2 separate regions of the Homo sapiens genome follow, and region 1 is linked to region 2. The links are chromatin loops, found by intact Hi-C in ENCODE. Cell type or tissue: ascending aorta. All regions are shown on one strand. Links, peaks and the distances in the headings refer to the core of each region. The heading gives the core; the rest is flanking DNA. Region 1 overlaps LSP1 (lymphocyte specific protein 1). Region 2 has its middle 28 kb from the start of DUSP8.

Region 1 (14,438 bases), core at 3,295-8,294, 320 kb before region 2:
CCTCTCCTTGGCAAGCTCGCCAGCCCTCGCCTGGCCTCACTGCGTTCCTCCAGCATCCATTTCTCGCTTCTTTGATCTTCCTCCTACCGCCCGTCTTTGGAGCACCAAGAAGCTGTGTGAGACAGCGGCTCTGAGCCTTCTGCCCCGGCACCTGCTAGGTGCGGCCCACGTGGGAGAGACCCCTCCTCCCACACCTGGGGTCGGCGGCAAGGGGCAGTGCCCGGGACCCTCACACAGCTTCCATTCGCACCTCAGCCCCTCCCTCTGCCCTTCCCATCCTGCCACCACCCTGCACCCGCTTCTGCTCCCCCTCCCTCCTCCTTCAAGGCAGCCCCTGCTCTCCCTCCCTCTCAGCATTTTTCCCTCCCTTTCTCTCATTTCTTTCTCGTGCCTTCGCTTTCTTTCTTTCTTTTCTCTGTCACTTCTCCCCAGGTAGGGTTTGTTCTCGTCAAGAGACCCTCACAGCCCCAGGCACAGGGTTGCCCCCCTCCCAGCATCCCTGGCCAGGCCCGGCCCTCAATCTCACCTCCGCAAGCACCACCTCAGCTCGCACCAATACCTCCCCAACCCGTCATGGGTAGCAGCCGACCCTCAAGCCTCCCGGGTCTCAGCCCACTTGGAGCCTGGGGCAGGGGCCAAGCCCCTCACCCTTCTCCCTAATGGTCCCCGCCCCATCCAGGGGTCACCCAAGGGCTTCTCTCCCACAAGCTCCCACTTGCAGTGGCTCCTGTCTGCCCTCCAGAGACCTCTGTGGTTAACCCCAGTCCACCGACCTCTGCCAAGCCGCTCTGAGCCGGATGCTCAGTCCCCGGGGCCATGCTCCCTCTGGCCTCAGGGTGCCTCCCCTTTACGGTTCCAGCAGGGGCATCTGGGGGTCGAGTGCCCAGGGCACCCTGGCTGCCGCTTGCTGGCCGCTCTGCCCAGCTCTGGTTCGCCGGCTGGGACTGAAGCCTGAACCGCCGTCCTCTGGGCTCTGGCCCTGACACCCTGCCCAGGGGGCTGGGCCACTCGGTCCCTGCACCCCTGCTGCTGGCTCGCCTGGGCTTCTGGGCAGGACGGGCTCTGTCCGAAGACCGACTTCCAGCCCTGCCAGGGCGGGGGCTACCCCACCCTCAGGATCTCAGGCCTGGATGGGCCCAAGGCAGCCACACCCTTTTGGACACTGTGGTTGGAGGCCTGGCTTCCCCCAGCCCCCTCAGGGCCAGCCCAGCAGGCTGCCAGCCCATTCCTGCCCCACTGGCCACATCAGGAGCCCCAGAGGTCCCTGGACCAGGCTGCTCAGGGTGGGTCCCTGCCTGAGGGGCCTTAGAGCCCTGCGGAGAGCCAAGCACGGTGTGGCTGCCACATCTGTATATGTGTGGGCAGATGTGTGCCCGAGATGGAGGGAATGGAGGGGCTCACACCGCCCAAAGAGCCATGGCTAAGGGTGGGCACGGGGCTCCGGGGACCTCAATGCTTGATAAGAACGTCTGCCAGGCTGATCCCCAGCCCCCCTCTTCACTCCGGGCCAGGCTACAAGGCACTCTCAGCCGGCCTGGTGCCCTCTCACAAAGCCAGGACCCCACAGGTAGCAGGGCCAGGCCGCTGGCTGAGTCCGGGTGACGTCTGGAGTTGAGTGGGCTGAAGTCCTCTTGAGGTCCCCTGACCATCCCTAACACTTGCCTTGCCCGAGCTGGCCCTGGGAGAGCCCCGAGTTGCCCAGGGGCAGGCAGGAGGCACAGGGCAGACTCCCAGGTGCCTGGAAGGGCAGACTTGGCAGGGAGGCATTGGGGGTAGGTCAGCCCAGGGCCTGACCCTGCCAGCCAGAAGCCGCATTCTGGCAGGGGCTGGGTACAGCCAGACCTGGAGAAAATGGTGTTATGGGACTACATGCAGAGCCCCTGGGCTTGCACTGGGTGTAGACAAGGAGAATCGCTGGGGCAGGGGTGGGGGGCGACGGGGCAGGGGGGACACGTTTTCCCACTGGCCCAGAGCACCATTTTTAATGGATGTAAACTGCATTGAATTTATTCCCTGGCAGCTGCGGGCACCTAGCATGGCCCTTCAGGGTTCATCACTGAGGACACAGCACTTTGCCTGCAATGCCTCTCCCAGCCCTGCACCTGACATGGCAGGACACCCAAGGGGTCCCCGGGAAAGGGGTGGGGTGATGCGGGTGGAGGAGGGACCCAGGGACCCGGGCTCATCATGCCCGGCTGAGTGGCCTTGAAGTCTCTTCACCCACAGCTTCTCTGAGCCTGGCTCACTCCTTTATCCAACAGGGAGTGGGTAGGGGGCAGTCTGCCTGGCCTGCAGGGCTGGGACTGGGGAAGTCCGAGCTGTTGGAGGCTGCAGAGAAGAGATCATGGCAGTGGTGGTGAGCGCAGTACTGTCCCGGGTGGTCGTGTGTGTGTGCATGTGTGTGTGTGGGTGTGGTGGGTGGGTGGGGTGCAGCGGCCTCTGGGTCTGTGTCCTGGAGGGGGTGTGTATTAGTGCACACGTGTCAGCCTTGCTTCATGTAGCTCACCTTGGTGGCTCCCCTTAGCTGGACAAGGGACTCTTGCTGCCCTCTGCCCAGCCCCCATCAGGACAAGTTCCAAGGGAGTTCAAAGGGACGGGTCCTTATGCCACCAACCCACTGGCTGACCACCGCAAGTGAGGTCCCCTCCTCACTGTCTCCTCCCCAGGTCCACAGGGACTGGCCCCGAGCCTGAGCCCACGCGGCTTCAGTGCCTCCTCCCCAGGTCCACAGGGACTGGCCCTGAGCCTGGGCCCACGCGGCTTCAGTGTCTCCTCCCCAGGTCCACAGGGACTGGCCCCGAGCCTGGGCCCACACGGTTTCAGTGCCTCCTGAGTGCGGCTTGCTCACCTGGGGCTGCAGTTGGTGCTGGGCCCGCTGGACGGATGCTCATGGCCGAGCCCCTGGTGACAAGGGGGTGAGCCACCGCACAGCCAGGCAGGGGCTCTGCCCCTCCTCCGGGGGCTGCACTTCCTTCTCTTGGGCCCATTTGTTAAGTAGCACTGGTGAGCCTGGGGGATTGACCCCAGGCACTCCTCAAATCCCAGGCCACAGAGCTCCTGGTGGACAGCAGCGTCCCCTGGGAAAACACATTCCCGTTGGGCAGGGAGGGAGGTCTGACCAGCAGAGCCTGGAAGCCCAGGAGGAGGAGGCTTATGGGGGGCCAGGGGTAGGGGGAGGCTGGGATGAGGTGTGCCCAGCCAGGGGCCCACTGCAGATCCTGGTGCTGGTCCTGAACTCAGGTGACAGCCGGAGACCCTGCCAGGTGGGGACCAGATCGGAGCCATCTCTCTGCATCTGCACGGACCCAACAAGTGGGAGCTGGGGAGGAGGGGTGAGCCGGGCTGCCCTCAACTCCTCAGACCCCACTTAGCTCACCCCCATGGGCATCCCTGGCTCTCTGGCCTCTCAGAGTCTCAGCACTGAGTGCCTGGCCTGGGTGGGCAGTGGCAAGCCGACCGATGCCAGCCCTGCCTTCCAGTAGCTCGAGGTCCGGCCAGCATGCTCCATGCCATCAAAGGAAGTCAGAGCAGGACAGCCCTCCAGGTTAGGAAGAAGCAAGGCAGCCTTCAAGCAGGAGGTGGTGTTTCAGTTTGGCTTAAAAGCCTGGAAGGGTTGAGGAGGAGAAAGGGCACTACAGGCGGCTCAGAGTGGCTGACGGTGCAGAGGGATATCTCTGAGACTGCCCAGGCTGGGTCTTGAGGAGCCTTGGGCCCTCCAAACTCTGCTCTCCCACCTGACCCCATGAAGGGCCACACCACTACTTTACAGAGGAAGAAACAGGCTGGGAGAGGGCACCACACTGGCCCAACACCTGCAGGTGGACAAGGCCCGGGCACCTTCCCTGGCCCTGAGGAGCCTCCCACTCAGGGTTGGTGGCTGCAGCCAGGGCCGGTAAGCTCAGCCCAAAGTTCAGTTTCATGATCTGTGAAGTGAGGGTGACTGAAGGGTGCCCAGGATCCGAAGGACCCCACGGGAGGCCCCAGAAGCCACCCAGAGGATGGGCCCTTCATTTTGGGGGCTCAGAGTCAAGCAGAATCCCTGGGGCTCGGGGAGAGGTGTGAGCAGGTGACAGTGCAGCCGGCGGTGCAGGTGGGACGGCGTGAGCGGGTGACAGTGCAGTCGGTGGTGCAGGTGGGATGGTGTGAATGGGTGACAGTGCAGCCGGCGGTGCAGGTGGGACGGTGTGAGCGGGTGACAGTGCAGCCGGCGGTGCGGGTGGGACGGTGTGAGCAGGCGACAGCGCAGCCGGCAGTGCAGGTGGGATGGGGAAGGAGAATGCATGGGCAGCTGCCAGGAGCCAGGAGGAAGAGAGGCCTCAAGCAGCCTCCGCACTCACACATGTACACGCAACCAGCCTGGCACCCTCTCGCTGCCCACGCTTGGGGCAGCAGAGCCTACCGAAGCTGGGGGGAGGCCCAGTGGCCCGGTGCATGTGGCAGCCCAGCATGGGCACCCTGCCCTGCCCTCCATGCCCAGCCAGGGCAGGAGGGACCTACCTCAAGAGGTATCCAGGCCCTGTCTGCTAGAGTTCCTCCTCAGAAGCCCGGGACTGCCCAGGCTGCAGCCTCTGCTCAGGCGGCGACCTGGCCTGACCCCAGCCCCGGGGATAGAGCAGCATCTCAAAGGCTCCTGTCCTGCTGGCCCTCCTCTCTGCTGCCCTCCTCCCGCACCCCTGCCCCCCTGTGCCCAGCTCTCCTTGGCTTTCCTGCCTCTCCTGGCCCCTCTCACTCCTGCACTTCCTTGGCGCTCTGCCCTGGCCCTCGGTCTCTCGCTGGCTGTCACCCCTCCCCTGTCCCTTCTCTCTGTCTGGTGTTCTCCTTGTCCCTGTGACCCTCTGCCTGCCTGTCTTGGCCCCTCTGGCCCCTGGCACAGGAGTCTGTGGGCCGGCTCCCTTGGGCAGCCTGGTCCCTCCCTCTGGCACCTGGCACAGGGGTCTGTGGGCAGCCTGGTCCCTCCCTTCGGCTCCTGGCACGAGGGTCTGCAGGCCGGCTCCCTGCAGGCAGCCTGGTCCCTGTGTCCCCATCCCTGTGGGTCTCCCTGACTGTGGGTCTCCCTTTCCCCTCTCCTACTTCAGGACTCTCAGCAGCTGCTTCTCTTTTGTTTCCCCCAGCCCCCTTCTCCTCCCGCCTCCATCTCTTCCACCTCCACCTCCTCCTCCTTCCGAGAAGAGTAAAAATGTCAGAGCGAAAACTCTCCCAGCCCAGCAGCGTGGGGCTCAGCCAGACCTCTGTGGCGCGCTGATGGGCAGCGTGGCTGCCTCCTTCCCTCCCTCCCTCCCTTCCTCTTTCCCTTCCTCCCTCCGCCTCTGCCCTCAGGCCACCTTGGTAGCCGCTGCCCGCTTCTCGGTCTCCCCTAGCCCTCTGTGGTGCCCCTGCCCCAGGCACAGGGGCCTATTCTGCCCATCGCCGCCTCCCACCTCGGAGTGCCTCATGCCCTCTGCCAGGCCCTGCCCGGGCCCTCCTCTGTTCTTCTCCTTCGTCGGCCGTTCTTGTCCAGCCCCTCGTCAACCTGCCACCTCCCTCACCATCATCGCAGGCCTGGACCCTTCGCTGGTTCCTCTTTGTCCCGTCCCCTCCTTCCCCGTCTCGCACTCAGCCCCTCTCTCCTCTCTCCTTTCCCTCTGGTGTCTCTGTCCCTATCTCTGTCTCCCTCCCTCCTTCCCTCCTCCCTCCCTTCCCCTCCCCTCCCTTCCTCTCCCCTCCTCCCCTCTCCCCCGCTCCTGGTTCTCCACTTTCCCTTTGTTCATTCCCGGCCTCTGCTCTTGTTGTCACCTCCAGAGAAGGCTTGGCACCCCAAGAACCCTCTCTGTTCCCCAAATGGGGAGGCTGCTGCCTTTCCTGGTGGGCCCAACCCCCCAGCCAGACTGCAGAGTTGACCCAAGAGGCAGAGACGCCACCAACGCAGCATCTTCGGTTTGGTATTGGCACAGCATGGTCCCAAGAGGTGGCCAGTGGGCACAAAGTGGGCCTGGTGCCCTCGCCAGCCAGGCCCCCCTTGCCCGCGTCCTCTGGCCCTGGCCCAGGGAGGAGCAGCCCAGCCCTCTGTTCCTCTGGTTGGGCTTGGCTGCTGTGACTCACTGGAGAACACTCGGGGCTAGTGGCCGGACGGACGAGGGGTGGGATGGGACGCATGTTCAGGGCTCACCGAGGGTCAGCTCCGCGACGGCAGTCTCACATCCGGCGGTTTGCCCAGCTCGCTGGCACTCAGAACCACCATGTACCCATGTCCAGGATGGAGAAACCAAGGTCCAGCCAGCAGCACTGGCATCCAAGGTCACAGAGTGAGGGCCTGGCACAGCCAGAACCAGAGCCAGATCTGCCGGCCGCTGGCCACCCAATTAGTCCTGGGCCACCATCTGTGCACGGGCACTCATCTGCCCATGCCACCCTCTGTCCCTACATTCAAGGAGAACAGCCACCTCTTGCCTCCCCAGCTATCATGACCCTGGCCAGGCCAGGGAGTTGGGGTTGCGCAGCACCTTGGGAACACTGAGGGAAGCAAGGGTGAGGCTGTGAGCAGACGGGCAAGCGGGTGAATCACCGCGGAGGGCAGCACGCCGGGGGTGGCGGCAACAGTCGGAAAATTCCACATGGGACCATAGACCGGGCTGTGGTGACTCAGGTGGTGGGCTACCCCATGGAGACTGCGGGAGTCAGGAAGTCCGTCCCCACTCCCTACATACACACCAGACTGGGTCCCAGGGCCAGTCCTGGAGAGAGGAGCCCACAGCATCTCCCCTCCCCCGGCACAACCCAGGAGGAAGCAGGGAATGTCCACTAGAGACCATGGTGTTGGCCCCACATCCCCAGCATCCACAAAGCTGCAGAGACCACAGGATTCTGGAGTAAGCAGGAGGGATGGTAGCCAGGGCTGGACCTCAGGTTGGACAAATGTTTAGTGAGCTCACCCAGGGGAGGGGAGGTCACCCAGAGGAGGCAAGATTACCTGGGGGAGGTGAGATCACCCAGGGGAGGTGAGATCACCCAGGGGAGGCGAGATTACCTAGGGGAGGTAAGGTCACCCAGGGGAGGTGAGGTCACCCAGGGGAGGTGAGATCACCCAGGGAAAGCTAAATCACTCAGGGGAGGTGAGATTACCAGGGGTAGGGAAGATCACACAGAGAAACTGAGATCACTCAGGGAGGACAGATCACCCAGGTAAGGTGAGATTACCTGGGGTGGGGGGCAGTGAGCATGTGCTTCATTTGCACCTCAACCTGCCTATTTCCTCCTTGCCTCCTGTTTTAACTTCTGGAGGAGTCCCAGCCACAGACAGCCAGGAATGAAATGTGGCCAAGGCATATTTTAGTTCAAAAGAAGGAAGAATATTCCCACAGGGAAAAGAGCTACCTTGGAATGGCAGGACTTCCCTGTCACTAGAGAATGATCATCTGTCAGAAATGCTGATGGATGGGAAGTGACAAGAACAGATATTTACATGTAGCGGCCAAGATTCATGGTTTTACAACTAGAGCATGTCCTGTGAGGGACAATATGGGAGAGTATTTGATGTCAACTCCACTGTTATGTGTGCGCTCATCCATTCACCCACTCATCCATCCATCTACTCATCCATCCATCTCTCTGTCCATCTCTCCATTCATCCATCAGTTCATCCATCCATTTTACCCATCCACCCACCCATCTATTCATCCATCCATTTATCCACTCATCCATGCATCCGTCCATCCACCCATCCACTCATCCATCCATTCATCCATCCATTCATCCATCCATCCATCCACTCATCCATCCATCCACCCATCCATTCACCCATCCATCTATTCATCCATCCATCTATCCATCCACCCATCCATCCACTCATCAATCCATCCATCCATCCATCCATCCATCCGTTCACCCATCCATCTATTCATCCATCTATCCATCCACCCATCCATCCATCCACTCATCAATCCATCCATCCATCCATCCATTCACCCATCCATCTATTCATCCATCCATCTATCCATCCACCCATCCATCCATCCACCCATCCACTCATCCACTCATCCACCAATCCATCCATCCATCCATCCATCCATCCATCCATCCATCCATCCACCCACCCATCCACCCATCCACCCATCTATCCATCCATCCATCCATTCACTTATCCATCTATTCACCTATCCATCCATCCATTTACCCATCCATTCATCCATCCATCCAACCATTCATCTATTTATCTATCCATTATCCATCTATCCATCCATTCATCCATGCATCTATCCATCCACCCATCCATCCATCCACCCATCTATCCATCCATCCATTCATTCATCCATCTGTCTATCCATCTGTCTCTCCATCCTTCCATATATTTATTCAATAAATCTGTACTGAATTCAGACACTTTGAAGGTGCTGGGGATTCAGCATTAACAAAGTCCCTGCTCTTATGATGATCATGTTTCAAGTGTGGGAACAAACACATAAATAAATAAAGGTCAGATGATGGAAAATATGACAGAAAATATAAATCAGGGTAAAGGCATATGGAGTTCTGGAGGGGATTGATATTTTACGTATGATAGCCTCATGGAAATAAGTAATTCTTTCCTTGGGTCTTTATATATGAAAGCCTCATGGAAAGAAGTAATTCTTTTCTTATTTGAAAAGAGATGAGAGAAATGGGAGGAAGTGTTCCTGGAAGAGAGTGCAAAATTCCTGATTTAGTAGTGTCTACTCACACATCCGTCTTTCTAATAGTTTACTCAGCACGGATTCAATTGTCTATTGATTCATTATCTATCTATCTTTCTACTCATCTCTTGTTATATCCACCCACGTATCCATCTATTCATCTATTATCCATATCCATCCATATGTCTACTTCTCCTGACATCCTTCTATTAATCTTTCCAATCATTTATATGTCCATATTCCAGCCATCCAATCATCCACCCATACATAATTCCATCTCATGTGTCCTTCCATCAATACATTCATTTACCCATTTATACACCCATTCATCCATCATCCATTCATCCATAAATCCACTCATCTTTTGTTTTGGTACATTTGCTCATTTAGCTGTTGGGCTGATGATCAGCCAATATGCACAGGTACAACACAGTTCAATATAGGAATATATATAATCAGCACCCATTCCAGTAGATTCATATTTGTACCACATGCTTTGTTAAATATTCTAAATATCACATCTGCATTTATCTATCCACCCATCCATTCGTTCTTTCATCCAAACATCCATATATACATACAGATGTTCTTCTGTCCATCCATCTATTTTTTGTTCATCTGCTCATTTGTTCATCCATTCATCAATTACTAAATAATTCTTTCTATTTATGCATGAGTTATACTCTATTTATACATGAGTCCATCCAACCCATTCATTCATCCACCCCATCCATCTGCCCATCCATTCACCCACCTGTCCATCGATCCATGCACCTATCCATCCACTCATCCCTCCATCCATCCACCCATCCATCCATCATTCAATTATCCATCCATCCATCATTCAATTATCCATCCATCCATCCATCCATTTGTTCCTACTTCCTATCATTCTTCATTCATCTTTCCATTCATTCATACTGTTCTCCATAATTGATTCTTTTCTAATCTTTATTTTTCCTTTCTTATGCAACTAAGACATGGTTCATAAGCTCATGGCCCAAGGATAAAGCAGACCACCATGGCCCAGGAGGCTGAACACCTCAATAGAGCCTAAGCAGGGGCTACAGGGGCAGGGATCTGTCTTCATATTGACACATTCTCATCATCCCCGACACATACCTGCGAATGTATGTTCACAGAGCAGCATCCCAGTGAAAGGTGCTTTGAGCACTGAGAGAGCCCATGGGGACAGGGGAGGTCAGGGTGGTGGCCTCATTGGCTCCCGAGTGATCCCTGGTGGATAAATGTCTGTGATTTAAAGAGGAGGCAGCCTCCAAATGCTTGCAGCATGCATCTGTTCAGTGTGGCCCTCTGTTCAAGCAGGCACTGCTGACAGCAGGAGAATGGGCCAGAGCCACGGGTAGGGGGCAGGGTGGTGGGTCATGGGTGCTGGGGGCTGGGGGCTGGGGGCTGGGGGCTGGAGGCTGGGTGGTGAATGGTGGGTGCTGGGTGGTGGTGATGAAGCTCAGATTTTGGTTGGGACTGGGTCTAAGAGAAAGGCTAAAGGATTATTTCTAGATTCATCTGGAACGAATTGGCTAGATCCTTCTATCCCAAGTCCCATTGCTTTTCTGAGGGGAGGTACCTGGGACAGGAGGAGGAGGCAGCCTTGCCTCAGAAACCAAACTGTCAAAAGTGTAGGTTCCACTCAGGAAGGAGGAGCACAGGCACTTTTGAGATGAGGGGGACGTGCTCTTCTCTGGAGCAGAAAGAAGCAGTAGGTGAGGTCCCACCTGCCAGGGATGGAGCAGGAGAGTGACCCCTGCATAACCTTGAATCCTCATCTGCAGCCCATGAGCAGCTGGAGACTGGGGACTCTGGGAAGGGTACTGGGCTTAGAAGCCACCCCCTGCCCCAGTGGACAGAGTATCCTGGACACCTCAGCCACTCTCCCTGAGCGTGTGGTGTGTGTAGAGGCCCCTGCGTCTATACCACTGCTCCCAGGGAAACTGGGAACCCAGGAAGTATGCTGGAACCCTTCATGCTGTGACCTACAAATGCCCCACCAGAGCGGCCCTGCTCCAAGCACTGAGGTCAGGGGCCCATGTGCCTGCCTCCTCCTGCCGGGGGATACAGGGGACTCAGAGGCCCTCCCTGCCACAAACTCCCTTCCCCGACAACCCACAAGCAGCTTGGAGGCAGTTAGCAGATGGAGTTAGGATAGGACTTGCCTGGCCCCAAGAAAGGGCCAGGGGCTTTCCTCCTGCCACCCCTGCTCAGCATCTCCCTCCTCCCTTGTCTGCCTGTGTCTGGCACTGGTGGGGCCGTGCTGGGTGGGACACGGCTAGGAGGCCTGGCTTTCTCAATCCCCTAATCTCCTATCAACCCCACCCCCATGCAGCCCCTCCAACCTCTTTTCAGGTCCCTAGATGTTGGGGAGGGGATGGGGGCTGGGCCGGCTGTAGAGAGTCTAACCCTGGGGAAGGGGCCCTGCTGGGCTGCCCCCTGGCCGAGCCTCTCCAGCCCGCTCGCTTCCCTCTCTTCTAAGTATCAATACAGCCTCGTCCACAGCCAGGGCCTGGTTCTGTCTGCCTCAGCGCATGTGGAAAGCCCTCTTCGATTGCCTTATGGTCCTGGGCTGCCATCTCCCAGAAGGTCTTTAGTGGCCCCCAAAAAGATGCTGAGGGCTGGGATTTGGGCGGGGCTGGGCTGGAGGGAAGTGGAGGACCTTGCTGGTCCTGCAGCGCCCGGTCCCAGTTCCGCTTTTCGGGACGGTCCCTTTAAGTGCTTGCTGAGCTTGGGCCATGAGCAGTGCTCTGGTGCTCTTGGGAGCCTTTGAGTCCAGAGTGGCTGGTGTGTGGTGTGGGGTCAGAGAGACCCCGGGAAGGGCAGCCCAGCCCAGCTCCCTCCTGGTGCCCGCAGGTCTTGTGGGCCCTCAGCACCCGAACCCCACAGGGGCAAGGACTCAGGCCCCTCCCCAGGCAGGGAGCAGCCCTTGGACAATGCACTTGGCCCCTGTGAGCCTCGGTTTCCGTCTGTGAAATGGGAGGCTCCAGGGACCTGCCTCACAGCTCCGGGGGATGAAACAAGAGCCTTGGTTTAAAAAGCTTGGCAAAGGCAGGGCGCGGTGGTTCATGCTTGTAATCCCAGGACTTTGGGAGGCTGGGGCGGGTGGATCACCTGAGGTCAGGAGTTCAAGACCAGCCTGGCCAACATGGTGAAAGCCTCTTCTCTACTAAAAATACAAAAATTAGCCGGGGGCAGTGGCAGGTGCCTGTAATCCCAGCTACTCAGGAGGCTGAGGTGGGAGAATCTCTTGAACCTGGAGGGCGGAGGTTCCAGTGAGCCGAGATTGTGTCACTGCACTACAGTCTGGGCAACAGAGCGAGACTCTGTCTCAAATAAATAAATAAATAGCTTGGCAAAGACTGGCATGGAGTGAACGCTTGGTCTGAGTGGCTACATTCTGAGTGTGCAGATGGGGAAACTGAGGCTTCAGAGGGGTGCGGCTTACTCATCCAGAAAGCACTCCGAGGGCCTATAGCAGCCGAAGCAAGGCCAGCCCTGGGGCCTTGCAGCCCATCCCCCTCCCGCCGCCCCAGCAGTGGGATCTCAGGGGCTGGGACTGCAAGGCAGAGCTCACGCCCCCACCCCTCACCAGGCTGAGGACTCAGAGCGGGAGACCACTGGGCCCTTTCCACTGCCAACACCCTCCTCTTCTCTAGGGCTCACCCATCCCTCTGGCACGTTCTCAGGGAACTGAGGTGGAGACAGGCTGGCCCGTAGGGTAGCGGAGCAGAGGCCCACCATCCTGCCACCCCAGGGTGTCACCGGCCAGGGCCTGTCCCAGCTGGACCCCAGACCCTCCTGGCACTGCCCTTGTGTGGCTCCAGGATTGTTTTAGGAGACACGAGGGAACCAGGAAGGGGGCGCAGGAAGAAAGGATTCTGGCTTCCAGAATCAGCGGGGGTGGGGCCTGTGATGCTCCCACTTGTGCGACCAGCCCAGCTGGGTGTCGGTGGACAGCAGCGCCTGCCAGCCCACGAGGAAGAAGACATCCTTCTGCTTCCCTGGGAAACTTCCAGATGCCTCAGACCCCTTACCCAGGGCAGGAGGAAGGGGACCTCCCCAGGGATCCTGGGTCCAGACATCAGGTCTTGACCACAGGAAGGTGTAGGGAGGGAGCCCCAGGGCTTAGCCCTCAATCCTAACCTCCCTCAGCAGCCCCTGTGGGGCTAGGGCTGGGGCTGAGGTGGCTTCCCCAACTGTCCCCAGCTCTGCCCTCTTTCCTGAGCAGTCGTGGGCACCGCTGGGGGCTCTCAGGGCCACCTGCCCCAGCGTGGAGCATTGCACATCCTCCAGGTGGTGCCTGGCCTTGGCTCGGAGGGCAGGTGGGCGGGAGGGCTGCCCAAGGGCCTGGCTGCCTGGGGGGTTCCATCCCATGGGCTCCTGCTGCTCAGATGAAGACTTCCAGGGGGCTGCCGGGGGCCTCCAGCCCCTTCCTCCTTCAGAATCTGGAGCTCTGAGGGTCTCCAGGGACAGATGGCCAGAAGGAACCCTGCCAGAGCAGCCCCTCAGGTCATCCCTGCCCTTCCCAACTCAGCTCAGCACACAGAGAAGCGAGGGAGGCTCCGATGGGCCAGGCGGGGCTCCAGGACTGGCCCTGTCCATGGCAGGTGCTGCCAGAGCCCTGGGCAGCGGCCTCCCACCGCGGGCTGGGCAGGCCTTTGAAGGTCTGCAGAGGAGCAGGGCGGTTGGGTGATGCTAGGAGGGGCATGTGCCAGGGCTCTGACACCTTCCAAAACTGGGAAGAGCTGGGAAAGCTGGTGGGATGGGAAGTGAGTTCAACCAGGCCAGGAGGGCCTGGCATGGCCACCCAGGGGCATGGAGTTTGCCTGTAGCTGGTGAATGGTTCTTTCCGTGGGAGACACGGCCTGGTCGCTCATGGGGAACAGACTGGGGGTAGGGTCATCCTGATGGGGGCCTGGGCTACACAGGGGCAGACTGAGAGGGCAGCCAGGGTGTCTGTGGGACAGGGTGGCGGCAGGCAGACTTGCCTTCTAGGTGTGGACATGGGGTGGGCACGCCTGGGCGGGTGGGCACCCCCGGGCAGCTGGGCCAAGGACAGGCACTGCAGCCAAAAATGCAGTGTGACCCCAGGGAGGGTACACCCCTGCAGAGCTGGGCTCCAACATCTGGATATGTCGAACCCAAGGTCTGAGAGGGCAACCTGACCCTCCCCAGCTGTGGACCAGGACGCCCCGTCCTCATCGCCTCAAGGCCTCCAAGGCCAGATAGTTCCTCAGTGTGGGGAGAGCCTTGCTCTTGGGGGCTATAGAGGGCAGGCATCCCCCAGCGTCACCAGAGAGTCCCCCCAGAGCCACAAGGCAGCTCTGTGAAATCCTCGTCCCTGCCCCCAAGGGACAAGGACAAGCTAGTGACTGTCTGCTGGACAGCGGGGCGAGACAGGAGTGCCCCCGAGTGGAGGAACCGCAGTCCAGCCTGGCTGGTAGCCGAAGCGGAGCCTGGACCCCGCCCAGGGTCAGGGGACCTTCTTTGGCCTGAGGCCTCGTGGGAGAGGACAGTCCTGTCCTGGGGGCATCTGAGAGACCACATCATGGAGGGGTGGTTCTGAGGAATCTGGCCCCGTCCCGGGCAGTCTGAGGGGAGGGGCCACATCATGCGACAGTCTGAGGGGCTGGACCCACTTGTCCAGCTGGAGGGGCTTGGCCTGCCCTGGACCTAGTGTTGAGGGCATGTCCTGAGACCGTCACAGGCTGGCGTACCTGGCACTCTGTGACATGCACGGGGGGCTGTCTTGTCCACTGCTCCAGCCCCAGCTGAGCCTGC
Region 2 (14,474 bases), core at 2,242-7,241:
TGGGTAGAGGGATGAATGGGGTGGGTGGATGGATGGATGGATGGGCAGATGGATGAATGGGTAGAGGGATGAGTGGGGTGGATGGGTGGGTGGATGGATGGATGGATGGGCAGATGGATGAATGGGTAGAGGGATGAGTGGGGTGGGTGGGTGGATGGATGGATGGGCAGATGGATGAATGGGTAGAGGGATGAGTGGGGTGGGTGGGTGGATGGATGGATGAGCAAATGGATGAATGGGTAGAGGGATGAGTGGGGTGGGTGGTTGGATGGATGGATAGGCAGATGATGAATGGGTAGAGGGATGAGTGGGGTGGATGGGTGGGTGGATGGATGGATGGATGGGCAGATGGACGAATGGGTAGAGGGATGAGTGGGGTGGGTGGGTGGATGGATGGATGGATGGGCAGATGAATGAATGGGTAGAGGGATGAGTGGGGTGGGCGGGTGGGTGGATGGATGGATGGGCAGATGGATGAATGGGTAGAGGGATGAATGGGGTGGGTGGATGGATGGATGGATGGATGGGCAGATGGATGAATGGGTAGAGGGATGAGTGGGGTGGATGGGTGGGTGGATGGATGGATGGATGGGCAGATGGATGAATGGGTAGATGGATGAGTGGGGTGGATGGGTGGGTGGATGGATGGATGGATGGATGGGCAGATGGATGAATGGGTAGAGGGATGAGTGGGGTGGGTGGGTGGATGGATGGATGGATGGGCAGATGGATGAATGGGTAGAGGGATGAGTGGGGTGGATGGGTGGGTGGATGGATGGATGGATGAGCAAATGGATGAATGGGTAGAGGGATGAGTGGGGTGGGTGGGTGGATGGATGGATGGGCAGATGGATGAATGGGTAGAGGGATGAGTGGGGTGGGTGGATGGATGGATGGATGGATGGGCAGATGGATGAATGGGTAGAGGGATGAGTGGGGTGGGTGGGTGGATGGATGGATACGTGGGCAGATGGATGAATGGGTAGAGGGATGAGTGGGGTGGATGGGTGGGTGGATGGATGGATGGATGAGCAAATGGATGAATGGGTAGAGGGATGAGTGGGGTGGGTGGGTGGATGGATGGATGGGCAGATGGATGAATGGGTAGAGGGATGAGTGGGGTGGGTGGGTACATGGATGAATGGGTGGAGGAATGAATAGGATGGATGGATGGATGAATACATAAATGGGTATTCATAAATAGGCAAGTAGATGTGTGGCTAGGGAGTAGAAGGAAAGGAAGGTGGACAGATGGATGGACGGGTGGAGAAGTGATGGGGTGGATAGGAGGTGGAAGAATGGGTAAATGAGAGGGAGGGAGGGAGCGAAGGTGGGTGGGTAATAATGTTACATTGCGTTAGTTGCACTTCTGTTAGTCTTACATTAAAGCCAGCTTGTGCTTACCTCCATTCTCCATTGGACTGCAGATGGGTACCTGGTCTTTGCATACAGAAGGTACCCAGTGAATGTCCAATGAATAAGCCACATACTAACTGTCTTGGAGTGGGACATCACAGGAGAGACCCTCTCCAAGGCCCAGGGAGAGGAACAGGCTTGGTCAATGTCCCTTAGAGGGTCAGGGGCCAAGTTGGGGCTGGGCTTGGTTCCTGGTCTCTCAGGCACCATTCCTCTGCCTGCCGAGCCATCCCTGGAAGTAAGCTGGAGGCTGGTCTCAGTGGCACCCCTGCCAGCTGCCACTGTACTCCTGTGGATGGACTTACCAAGGCCCTTCCGGAGCTCAGAACTGAAGAGACTGAGCAGGAGAAAGGGCAGAGGGCCAGTTCTCAGGAAGCCTTTCAGGAGGAGAGTTTTGGCCTCTGAAGGCCAGGTTGTGTTTGGAGGGGCTGGGGGCAGGTGGGGCAGGAGGACATTGCAAAGGTCCACAGCATGGGAGAAAAGGCAGAGGTAGGAGCGCCCTGCGGGGAGCCAGGCAGAAGCTGAAGGCCTCTGGCCAAGGCAAGGCCCGACGGGAAGAGGGTGCATCTCGATGGGGCTCTGAATGGCAGGTGGGTTGGGGGAGTGTCTAAGAAGAGTGGTTCTTTGTGGGCAAGATGAAGGGAGGACTTGCTGTTAAGGGGAAGCCATGGAGTCTTTGAGGGGCCTATACAATGGACACCAGCAGAGGGTGCCCCAACCTCCCCGGAAGGGCGCAGGGCACAGGGCAGGGCGGGCCCTGGACAGAGGGTGGGAGAGGAGGGGCTGATTCTCAGCAGAGCTTCACAACAAATGCCTTGTGTCCATGGTGGGAGCACGTGGGGAAACTCAATTATCCCTGCAGGCAGCTGGGGCTCGGCGGCACAGTCCCTCCAGAGAAAGCACAGCCTTCTGGCCCAGGGGTGAGGGTCTAGACCTGTAAGGCAGCCCACAGTCCCAGGCCCCACTCCTGCCCCTGGGAATGGGTCTCCTGGGGTAGGAGCCTCTGTGGAAGACACTAGGCCCTGAAGGCGTGATGATGGCTTGTTTGTGAAGCGAGTGGTCCCTGACTGTGGGGACCAGAGCTCAGAGGGGATCCTGGTGGGGCGAGGGGAACATGCGTGTGCCTCCCACCCCCAAGCAGGGCGATGCCAGGGCAGGCCTTTGCCAAACACTAGGCAAGTGCCTGGGTGGATGCCCTTCAGTCCTTCCAAACTGAGCAGGTAGACTTGTCTTGCTTCAGAACCCTTCAATGTCCCCCTCCAGAGGGGCTGGGTTGGGGGTGGCCTCAGGGAGGGAAGGGGTATGGGAGCTGAACTGGAGTTGAGTGAGAATGCTGGGGAGAGGGAGGCCTCAGTAGTGGGGTGAGAGGAGAGGAACTCAGTGAAGGGCCTTCATTCTGGAAGGTGGGCGGGGGGAGGGGGACGGGTGCTAGGTCCAGGGGCATCTCTCCCAGTCTTTGCAGACACCACCCATGAAACCAAGGAACAGTGGCCTGTCCCCAGGCAGCTCCCAGGAGGAAGCTCTGGGAAGGAAAGGGGAAGACGCCGCTTACCCCTTCCCCGCCAGGAATTCTGCTGCCCCCCCCCCCCACCAAGTCCAGTGCCCTCCCACTCTGCCCCAGCACATGCGCCCTCATGGCTGAGCGCACCTGCAGAACGCACTCCCGCCCCCCACACACCTGGGGCCTCCGACCAGGACAGCGCAGGGCAGGTGACTACCCAGGAAGGGTAGGGGAATGTAGGGGGACTGGTGGCACCGTTGGCATCGCCGGCCGAAGCCTGCCCCTGACTGACGCAATTGCCGGCCGGTCGCAGCTATAAATAGCCAAGGAGAGCTGGAAATAGAAGCCAGGGAAGGGCCAGAGGCGGGTGGAGGGAGGAGCTTGGGCTTGAGCACCTGATGCCAGAGGAGGAAAACAAAACTCCATTCTAGGGCTCCCCTCCCTCATCCCACCCCAGCCCAGAGGGGCGTTTGCACCCGGAAACGTTTGGGGAAGCAGGGTGAAGTCAAGAACCTGCCCAACAGTGGGCGGGGCCTCCCTGCCGCGAGGGTCGGGGCGCGTGGAGCCTGCGCTGGCCACAGCCCGCGGTCTTCGGCTCTGGGTCATCTGCGGGGCAGTGGCCCCTCCTGATATCCGCCCGCCCCCACTCCCAAGCAGAAAGAGATTCCGGTGCCTCTCCACCCTCCCCACCCCACTCCCTCCGTCAAGCCCCTGGCCCAGGAGACCCCCGACAGCCCTGGAACACAGGGCCGATTGGCGAGATCAGTGGACACTAGGCCTGCCCAGAGCCTAGCCGGTGGGGGCGGCGTCCTGGGGGTGGGAGGGGGGCTTGTGGGGCAGTTTCCATATCTTCCTCGCCCAACCCAATCCTTCGGCCAGCGGCAGGAATGGGGCTCAGAGACTTTGCCGGCCTGGGGCAGGGCGCACTGCAGCCAGTGTGGAAGCCAGACCCAAACCGGACGGTCCCGGTGCCTGGTTCTGCTCGGTCACCTCTTGCCCACCTACCCAGCGGGCGCTCACAAGCTGGGGGCCCAAAAGAGGAACAGAAAACCAGAGGACTGGGGGGGCTTTGAGGCTGAAGGGCGAAGGCCCTTCCCGGACACCCTTGAGCCCTCCACCCTGAGCCCCTAGCAGCGCCAGGGAGTGACTTCAGTCCGGGTTCCTACTGTGGGGCCTCCGCCTCTCGGAGGGCATTAGGGCTGGCAAGGCGCGGCCGATGGGGCCCTTCGCCTGTGTGGACCGTAACAAGAAACTCCAGGAGGGGCAGGATTGAGGGCAGTAGGACGGGGTTGGTGTGGGCGAGGGGAGGTTTGGGTCCCCCCACCTCTCCGGGCAGCTGGTGGCGGCCCCGCCCTCCCTGAGGGCAAGGAACCCGCAGCCGGGAGGACGGCGGCTGCAGGCCAGTGTAGGGTGGGCGCGGTCCCATTAGAGCGGGCGGGGTCCGCCAGGATGGGCGGTGAGGTCAGCCCCGACGTAGGGGGCCCAGAGCATCGCTGGGTGGCTCGGGTGGCACCGGCGTCCGGGCCGCCAACCCCGCAGGAAGCGCCCAGTCACAATCCCGCCCCAGGGCTCCTCCACGCCCCGCCGCCCAGAGCCCAGAACCTGCCCAACCTGCGCGCGCCGCGGGGCGCAGCCGGGGGCTCCGAGGACCGGGAGGCAGGCGCGGGGGGTGCGCCAGCTGCTCGCGATGACCTCACGCCCGGCGGGGCCGCGCCCACTCCCAGACTGCCCTCCGCGGCGCTCTCCATCCGCAAAGCGCCGCTGCTCCTCGGCTCCCGCGTCCTGCGCGCCCCTCGCGGGTCCGGGTCCCCAGGCACTGCTGGCGTGGAGGGCGGGCGCGGGGAGCAGCTGCTCCGCTCCGAGCACGTGGGCAGCGCGGCTCCGGGTCCGGGGCCTAGGTGGGCAAACACCTGTCCCGCATGGGCGGGGCGAGCGCCCCTCCGGAGCCCGCCTGTCCGGCCCGGGGAACGTAGTATGAGCTCTTCTCCCGCCTCGGGCTTCGACTTGGGCTCGCCCGCCACCCCCACCCGGCGCTCCCCGAACCCGAGGCGGAGCGCAGCCCGGCAGCGCCATCTGCTGCCCGCGCCCGCCGAGGCTGGGGCCGGTTCTCGGGCCGGGGGCCCTGCACGCACGCCCACCCGTCGGGAACCCACCTGCTGGGAGGAAGGCACAGCCCTGTCTCCACCCCGCGCCCCCAGCCCACCCTCCTTCTAAGGCCCTCCCCTTGGTCCTTCGGCTGCCTCAGCTGTACCCACAACCTGCACCTGCTCTGGGCTTGCGGGTCCCGCAGGAAGGTCGCCCACACCGCGGCCCCAGGGACTCAGGCAGTCAGTGACCAGCTGTGTCTCCAGCCAGGTTTTCTCCCTGTCCTCCAGACCGGGCAATGCCAAATGGCAGCGGCCACCTGCGTCTGACTAGGCCCCCATCCCAACGCCTCCAACCCCCTTCGCGGCCACCCCCCCTTCTCAGGTAAGCAGTACACCTAGCTGCTGTTCTTGGCTCTCCCGCCACCACGCCCTCACCTGGATGGTTCCGCCAGACCCCGCAGGCCCCTTAGTCCGCCCCAGCCCTACCCAGCTGTCTACAAAGCGCATTCCTGGAAGGGCCCCTCCCTGGTCTGCCGGTGTGCTCTGCGCTCCTCCCCCAGCCCAGGTGCAGGGCGGCACTCTGAATCCCCTACCGTGCAGAGGGCATGTTCACCTCGGCCCTTGACTTCCCAGCAGGGCCTGGCATTGAGGGTGCCGCCCTGGGATATTGTGTGTGGCCTGAGGCTGCTGGAGCCAAGCACCGCAAACCAGGCGGCTTCAACAGAAACGTCTCTCCAGCCCTGCGCGGTGGCTCATGCCTAGAATCCCAGCACTTCGGGAGGCTGAGGCAGGCGGATCATCTGAGGTCAGGAGTAAGACACCAGCCTGGCCAACATGGTGAAACCCCAGTCTCTACTAAAACTACAAAAATAAGCCGGGTGTAGTGGCAGGCACCTGTAATCCCAGCTACTCAAGAGGCTAAGGCCGGAGAATCCCTTGAACTCGGGAGGTGGAGGTTGCAGTGAGCTGAGATGGCGTCACTGCACTCCAGCCTGGGTGACAGAGCAAAATTCTGTCTCAAAACAAAACAAAAAAAGAAGAAAGAAGGAAAGAAAGGAAGGAAGGAAGGAAGGAAGGAAGGAAGGAAGGAAGGAAGGAAGGAGGGAGGAAAGAAAGGAAGGAAGGGAGAGAAAAAGAAAAGAAATGTCTCTACAAGGTCTGGAGGCCATGAGTCCAAGATCCAGGTGTAGGCAGGTGGGCTCCGTGGAGGGCCAGGAGGGAGCATCTGCCTCAGCCCCTCGCTGCAGCCTTTCACAAGGCCGTCCACCCACCCTACTCCAGTGTGGCCTCATCTTAACTAGGTTCTTCTGCAGTGACCCTAGTTCCAAATAATGAGGTCACATTCTGAGGTACTGGGGTCAGGACATCGACATATGAATGTGGGATGCACAATCCCACCCATAACAGGTATCGGTGGGAGAAGGAGGCGTGTGCAGGCTCTATGACCACCACCGGGAACCCTTCAGACTGCCCTCACCACACTGCTGGCAACCAGTCCTAGGAACGGGCTCCGCAGAGGTGAGTTTGCAGAGCCAGCATCCCAGGAGGTGGGGCCCGCATGGGTTTGATAAGTAAAAGCTGTCAGGCTGTCAGGGTCCATCTGGTCCGGGGACTCCCACCCTCCTGCCCTCCAGCAATGCCTGGGGGGATCTTTAAATGCAGGGCCCAGGGACCTACATAGCCAGCCTCTGTGGGGGCAGGGCTCAGGAATCTGTATTTCCAAAGTTTCCCTACGGAGTCTGCTGCATCTGTTGATGAGACATGTACATTTGGGGACCTGAAATCTAGGGGTCCCTACCCAGTGGATGGAGGGGACAATAGTGAACCCCAGCTGGCTAGAGGCAGAGCCAGGAGGAAGGCTGAGCCTCCTGGCCTCCATCTGTAGTTACTGTGTGGGTGCATCCCCACGAGGCCGAGGCCCTGCTCCTTCACTGCTTCCTGACCCTCCACGCCTCCAGGCCACGCTTTGGCCATGTGCACCATGCACTCTGTGTCCCAGGGCACAGGCTCCCACCAGGACAGCTTCTCCCAGTCTGGCTCCAGGCACTGCGTGGCTTGTGGGAGCAGCAGCAGCTCCCACTGGACCCTGGAGGGCAGAGCTGTCCTGCCAGTACCCCACCTGTGTAATGGGCCTCAGTGTCCCAATCCAGGAGAGGGAGCTGGAGCAGGCCTGGTGCCTCCTCCTTCCCATAGGGAGACGGGGAACCTGTGCACAGGCTAGCTCTGTGGGGGCCAGTTCCATACTGTGCCGCACCCACTGGGCCCTCTGGGGCCTCAGGGTCTTGTCTGCAAAATGGGAATTGGGGAGGGGTGGAATGTCAGTAACTTACTTTCCCGTTCCTGCTTTTTGTGGATTTTTTCCATTAACATGTGTGGAACCCTTCTGGTGCTGGGGATGGCCCCTCGGAGCCCCCGTGCCTGGGAAACAAGCCTCTGTCATCACTCTGAGATCAGTGGTTTCTGTGACAGGTGTGTACAAAAGGTGCCACCACTCAGGAAGGCTGCCTGGAGGAAGGGGCATGTGAGAGAGGCCTTGTGTGATGAGCAGGAGTTCTTTGAGAGGAGCAACTCCTTCCCAACAGTAGCAGCACATTCGAAGCCCCGCAGTGCAGGGGAGCCCATGACTGCAGCCACGGGAGCCCCTGACCGACCACACACCCACCTAGGGCCGGGCACCCTGCCGAGTGCACAGGATGAAGTAGTTCCTAGAGCTGGGGAGGGGGCAGGGAACGGTCAGTTCCCAAGGATGTCAGACTCTGTCCCCAGGGCAAGGGGAGCAAACCTGCAGGTCCTTGCCTGAAAGGGTGTTTTGTTAGGGGCTGGCACCACCGGCCAGGAAGGGTGGTGGATCCCGGCCGGGTGGGGGTGGCAGGAAGGGTGCTCATTGGGGACACAAAGGGCAGGTTCCCAACTCCCCAGGTCAGTCACCTCTTTGCTTCAAGGAATGGCCTGCAGGTGACCCTGGGGGTCAGGGCCTCAAGGAGCAACCCACGGCAGCCTGGACGCTGCCTGCCCTGAGCGCTCTCTGCCCAGGTCTGGACAAGGACTCTGCCCATCCTGCACTTGCCAGCTGGCAGGTGGCCTGTGCCCCAGCCTCAGGCCTCATCTGCATTTGCAGATCACTGGCACCTTACAAGAATGATTCCCAGGGGAGATGAGCCCCGTCTCAGCCTCAGGTAAAGCACACCCTATATGCTATGAATCATGTGGCCGGTAACTGCACCTGTTACAAGTTGAATTGTGTGCCCCAGAAAGATATGCTCAGAGATGGGGCACGGTGGCTCACACCTGTAATCCCAAGGCTTTGAGAGTCCAATGCAGGAGGATCGTTTGTACCCAGGAGGTTGAGGCTGCAGTGAGCTGCGATGGTACCGTTGCACTCCAGCCTGGGCAGCAGAGCCATACCCTGTCTCAAATAAATATATATATATACACACACACACACATATATACACACACATACGTGTGTGCGCATAAAATAATAAACATATTTTATATATATACATATATATGTGTGTGTATGAGAGTGTGTATATATGTGTACATATATATGTATATATATGTGTACATATATATGTATATATATGTGTACATATATATATGTATATATATGTGTACATATATATATGTATATATATGTGTACATATATATGTATATATATGTGTACATATATATGTATATATATGTGTACATATATATGTATATATATGTGTACATATATATATATATGTATATATATATATGAGACAAAGTCTTGCTCTGTCACCCAGGCTAGAGTGCAGTGGCACCATCTCAGCTCACTGCAACCTCTGCCTCCCAGGTTCAAGTGATTCTCCTGCCTCAGCCTCCCGAGTAGCTGGGACTACAGGCATGTGCCACTACGCCTGGCTAATTTTTGTATTTTCAGTAGAAACAGGGTTTCACCATGTTGGCTAGGCTGGTATTGAACTCCAGACCTCAGGTGATACACCTGTCTCGGCCTCCCAAAGTGCTGGGATTACAGGCATGAGCCACTGCTCCTGGCCAGGACAGGGCAGCTTTCTGGGAGCAGAGGCTGCAGCCCTCCCTCTACTGGACCTCAGTGAATCCTGGCTAGCGGGACCTTTGATGGGGGTTGTTGCAGCCGCCTGCAGGTCCTGGGGGAGGAAGTGGCCTGGAGGGCCGTGCGTGAATGGGCAGGTGACAGCCCTGGATGTGGGTAGCAGCATCCACCAGAGATGAGCAGGAGCACCCAGCCTGCCTCCCTGTGGTGCCGCCGTGGCCTGTTTACTTAGCCACACCTGGAGATAGGGAGGCAGAGGGCACCCTCTCAGAGAGCACTGGCAGCTGCTTCAGGTCATGCACACGGAGCTTTCGGCTGCACCTGGCTCATGGGACGGCCCCAGCCATAATCCCAGGTGACACTGATTATCAGCATCCTCATGCCCTGCCTGCATTCCGGTCACCCCAGGGGCACCAGGCCCCCACGGAGAGCTAAGCCAAATGCAGGGGCTGTCCTGGCCTCTGGAGGGGAGGCGGGGATGACTGAAGCCTGGAGAACACTGCCCAGCCTGCTCCCAAGGGTGACCACCTTGACTGTTTCCTCAAGACCCAGGGAGGAGCATCCCTTTGGTAGGCAGGTCATGGTGGGACAATGGCGGGCTTGAGAGCAGATGTTTCTGGAACCCCAGCTGCCCGCCCACTCGCTGAGTGACCTCGGACAAGCCTCTGGTCCTCCAGGAGCCTCAGCCTCCTCTCTGGATTGTCACTGCCTGGGGATTAAGTGAGGGAGCAGGAGCAGGACAGCAGGCACAGTGCGATCAGCAGGAGGGCATCTGAGGCGTTTGTTGAAGGCTTGGAAGAGCTGGCGGCACCTTGGGACCGGGAGGCAGGGCAGGCTTCTGCGCCACCATCCCCAAATCAGACTCTGTTCAGGTCTAGGAGGTACAGGGAATGCTGAACCATGGGGGTGCTGGGGATGGAGGGGCTGCCCAGGCAGGCGCTGGCAGCTGTGGCTACCCTCAGCCTCACTGGGGACTGTCCCAAGCACAAGAACCAGCTCAGAGGTGAGAGGGAGCCATTGTTCTCCAGGCTCTGCAGCGTAGGAGAATGTGTGTGTCACGAGGCCTACCCCGTGCCAAGGCCTCTCGGCGGCGCAGCCTGGGACAGAGAGGGGACGCTGAGCACCAGCTATGTCCCCTGCTGGCCCCGAAAGGCAATGAGTGGGCCCGAGAGAAGGACAGACAGGGTCAGAGCAGAGTCCGTGAATGACCCCGCAGGGCTTGGCCTGCATCCTGGAGTCAGCGGTTGACTGGGGAATCAGGTCTTTCCCCTGAAACATGCCATGAGGTCACCCTTATCCTGGAAGCCCCAGCTTTCCACCCCACAGTGGAGGACAGCTGCCCGAGGATCTCCACAAAGGTCCTGCCTGTAAGGGGTCCCCAGTCTAGATGGAAGCATGATTGGGAAAATCAAGCCCCTCACTTCTCTGGCCAGGAACTCCCAGTGGGCACAGCAGCCCCTGGGGCTGCTCTAGAGCCAGGCAGAAGGAAGGAGCCTGATTAGAAAGGGCAGGGGCTGTCACGAGGCGGCTTCAATCCACAGAAATGGACTGTCTCTCAGTCCTGGAGGCCAGAAGTCTGACATTGTCAGCATCACCAGGGCTGGTTTCTTCTGAGGGCTGTGAGGAAGGGTCTGCTCCAGGTGTCGCTCCTCGGTTTGTGTTGTAGATGGCCTTCTCCTTCCTGTGTCTCTTCACACTGTCTTCTCTACGTGAGGCTGTGTCCAAACTCCCCCCGACCCTTTTTATTTTTTTTGAGACAGTCTCTCTGTCACTCAGGCTGGAGTGCAGTGGTGTGATCCTGGCTCACTACAACCTCTGCCTCTCGGGTTCAAGCGATTCTCCTGTCTCAGCCTCCCGAGTAGCTGGGATTACAGGCGCCCACCACCAGGCCCAGCTAATTTTTGTATTTTTAGTAGAGACAGCGTTTCACCATGTTGGCCAGGCTGGTCTCGAACTCCTGATCTCAGGTGATCCACCCGCCTCTGCCTCCCAAAGTGCTGGGATTACAGGCGTGAGCCACCGCACCCAGCCTAAATTCCTCCTTTTTATAAGGTCACCAGTCATATAGGATTGGAAGCCCCCACCCCACCAGGACCTCATCTTAACAAATGACATCTGTGGACAGGGCATGGGGGCTCACGCCTATAATCGAGACCAATCTGGCCAATGTGGTGAAACATCGTTTCTACTAAAAACATAAAAATTAGCCGAGCGTGGTGGTGGACACCTGTAATCCCAGCTACTCAGGAGGCTGAGGCAGGAGAATCAATTGAACCTGGGAGGCAGAGGTTGCAGTGAGCCGAGATCGCACCATTGCACTCCAGCCTGGGCAACAAGAGCAAAACTCCATCTCAAACAAACAACAACAACAAAAAATGACGTCTGCAGTGACTCTTTTTCCAGATAAGGTCCCTTTCAGACCTTACTGGTACTAGGGGTTAGAACTGCCTCTTATCTTTCCAGGGGACACACGTCAGCCCATGACACTGAGTGTGCCGTGACCCTCTCCCTGGCTCTGTTTACCCCAGGGTACTGGTCATTTTGAATGCGCTGCCTGCTTTATTATTTTTTTCACTGACACTCCACAGCTCCTCAAGGGGAGGCTTTAGTCTGTTGTGTCTACTACTGTTCTCCAGGCACCTTACAAGTGCCTTGTCCTTGTACGTAGTTGGCACTCACTACCTATTTGTCAGATGAATGGGTGAATGGAAGGAGGAGAGGGCTGAGTGGGAAACGCTATGGGTCTTCCTTCCTGCCAGAACTGTCAACCAAAAGCAAACCTTAATCTCCAGAGATGCCCAGAAATGGGTGCCACCCTCCCAGACCCCAAAGTTGCAGAGAAGGGGCCCCTCTAGGATTCCAGTCTCACTCCCACGTGTTGTCTGTGCGGAAGACAGAGAGTGTTGGTGATTGACAGTGGATTGAAAGATGTAATGATTCCAACTGCAGCTGTTCTTCCAGACGTGGTGTCCTTATTGGAGCCAATCAACAGTTATGATTCAGCTATTGATCAGGCAGCCACACCCACCTCAATCCCAATAAACAGAGAACATCAGAAGCAGGGTGTTGTTATTTGGAGAAATTGGCAGTATACCTCCCCACTCAGGCCTCAGGGTCCTGCAAACTCGAATTCGCTCTGCCACAATTTCATCCACATCGACTTTTTTATTTTTTTTTGAGACAGAGTTTCACTCTTGTCGCCACGCTGGAGTGCAGTGGCGCCATCTCGGCTCACTGCAATCTCTGCCTCCAGGGTTCAAGCAATTCTCCTGCCTCAGCCTTCGGAGTAGCTGGGATTACAGGTGCACGCTACCACGCCCAGCTAATTTTTTTTTGTATTTTTGGTAGAGATGGGGCTTTACCATGTTGCCCAGGCTGGTCTCCAACCCGCCTCAGCCTCCCAAAGTGCTGGGATCACAGGTGCCTGCCACCACGCCCAGCTAATTTTTGTATTTTTAGTAGAGACGGGGTTTCACCATGTTGGTCAGGCTGGTCTCAAACTCCTGACCTCAAGATCCGCCCGCCTTGGCCTCCCCCAGTGCTGGGATCACAGGCGTCAGCCACCGCGCCCGGCCTCGTCCACACAGATTTTGATTGTCTCTTAGGATATCACATCGTATGAATGATGCCACGTTCACAGGCCCCGGAGCCGAGGACCTAGATACTCTAGAGGCTAAATAATACACGTGTGGCCGGGCGCGGTGGCTCACACCTGTAATCCCAGTACTTTGGGAGGCCGAGGTGGGCAGATCATGAGGTCAGGAGTTCGAGACCAGCCTGACCAACATGATGAAACTCTGTCTCTACTAAAAATACAAAAATTAGCCAGGCGTGGTGGTGCACGCCTGTAATCCCAGCTATGTGGGAGGCTGAGACAGGAGGATCCCTGGAGCCCAGGAGGCAGAGGCTGCAGTAAGCCGAGATTGTGCCACTGTACTCCAGCCTGGCAACAGAGCAAGACTCTGTCTAAAAAGAAAAAAAGAAAAAGAGAAAAAATATACATGTGCTTGCCAAGAGATATATCCCATGAACATTTAGGGATTTGGCAACATTTTGGGGATCTAATGATCTGAGAACATTCTTTTCAAAGTAAAGGATGGGCTGTTTCACCTCCAGCACCATGATACACCGATGGATGTGTCAATTAGACATTGTCTTTTCCTTCAAGTAGCAGAAATTCGGAAGAACGATGATTTAACCCATATTTCTTTCAAATAACATAAGCACCTTGGTAAGAGAATCAGGATTGTCGTGGAGGGTTCTGAGTTTCAGCAGGAACCCAGGTTCTTTCTGCCTTTCTGCTCTCCATCATCACTTCCTCATGCTCCAAGGTGGCTGCAAGAGCTCCAGCCATCATTTTTTTTGTCTATTCTGGTCAGGAAGCAGGAGACTGGGACAGGGCTGGGGTAGACAGGAAGGACAAAAAGGATTTCCTGGAAGCTATGCAATAATTTCACCTTACATCTCGTTGGCCACCTCGCCTACCTGGGAAGCTGGATAAAATAGTTTTTCCTGTGGTCATATTGCTCAGCATTCAATTACTAAGTAAAAAGAGGAGAAGGAAGGAGGAGGAAGAGGGGGAGAAGCAAAGAGAAGAAAAAGGAAATGGAAGTAGACGTGGGGCAGCTAACCTACCCTCTCTGACCAGTACTTACTGAATGTGCTGTTCTTAACTAATTAGCAAGAGACCCAAGAGTGCATGAAAGCTTTAAATGTGCCCCAGATTGAAAACAATGTTTAGCTGGAGCTGCAGTACAAGCAGTTCTGTCAGTTGCCACTTTTTTTTTTTTTGTCTCATTCTTGCTGCCCACACTAGAGTGCAATGTCATGGTCTTGGCTCACTGCAACCTCAACCTCCCAGGTTCAAGTGATTCTCCTGCCTCAGCCTCCCAAGTAGGTGGGATTACAGGTGCCTGCCACCATGCCCGGCTAATTTTTGTGTTTTTAGTAGAGATGGGGTTTCACTGTATTGGCCAGGCTGGTCTCAAACTCCTGACCTCAAGCGATCCACCTGCCTTGGCCTCTTAAAGTGCAGGGATTATGGGCATGAGCCACCACGACCAGCCTGGGGGACAGATTCTTGTGACCCTTGTTAAGACTTTGGTAACCAAGTAATCCTCCAGGGAAGGATGGTGGTACACTCATCTCATGGGCCCCAGGCTGGGTCTGGGTGCCAGGGGAAGGCTGGTGAGGACCTTGGAGCTGCTGCCTCAGAGGGCCCTGGCCAGGGAAGAGGTGTTTGCCGTTGCCTGGCTGTAAAAGTGGGCAGTTCCAAGAGGGCAGTGAGATTTTCAAGTGGGATTAGCATGGAGTGCAGTTATCTTTGCATATGTGGTTTCAAATCTATTGGACGTTGTGAATCATGAATTCTTTAACAATTCCTTAAATATATGCTTCCCCCCCTCCTTTTTTTTTTTTTTTTTTTTT

The links. Peaks named below come from ENCODE experiments on the same cell type or tissue, not always from the same donor. Only the 100,000 strongest peaks of a DNase experiment are listed, where the experiment ranks them.
Region 1: a loop joins it to region 2, with 3 times the contacts of the local background. A loop is called at or near these places in 1 of 110 quality-filtered maps.

What each region holds. Positions count from the first base shown.
Region 1 is chr11:1,855,322-1,869,759 of GRCh38, reverse strand. All of the region lies in intron 1 of LSP1 (lymphocyte specific protein 1), which reads right to left. MIR4298 (microRNA 4298) reads left to right here and starts at 10,224; the gene lies at 10,224-10,296. RefSeq lists an enhancer at 14,305-14,438. In ascending aorta, for the core only: no CTCF peak of the experiment used is centred there; DNase peaks (open chromatin) are centred at 6,039 and 6,528; H3K4me3 peaks cover 1,669 bases; H3K27ac peaks cover 3,802 bases.
Region 2 is chr11:1,537,298-1,551,771 of GRCh38, reverse strand. No RefSeq gene overlaps it. Among named protein-coding and RNA genes, the nearest start is that of DUSP8, 28 kb to the left of the region's middle. In ascending aorta, for the core only: a CTCF peak has its summit at 5,000 (motif pointing left); DNase peaks (open chromatin) are centred at 3,281, 4,495 and 4,860; H3K4me3 peaks cover 2,342 bases; H3K27ac peaks cover 2,706 bases; H3K27me3 peaks cover 568 bases.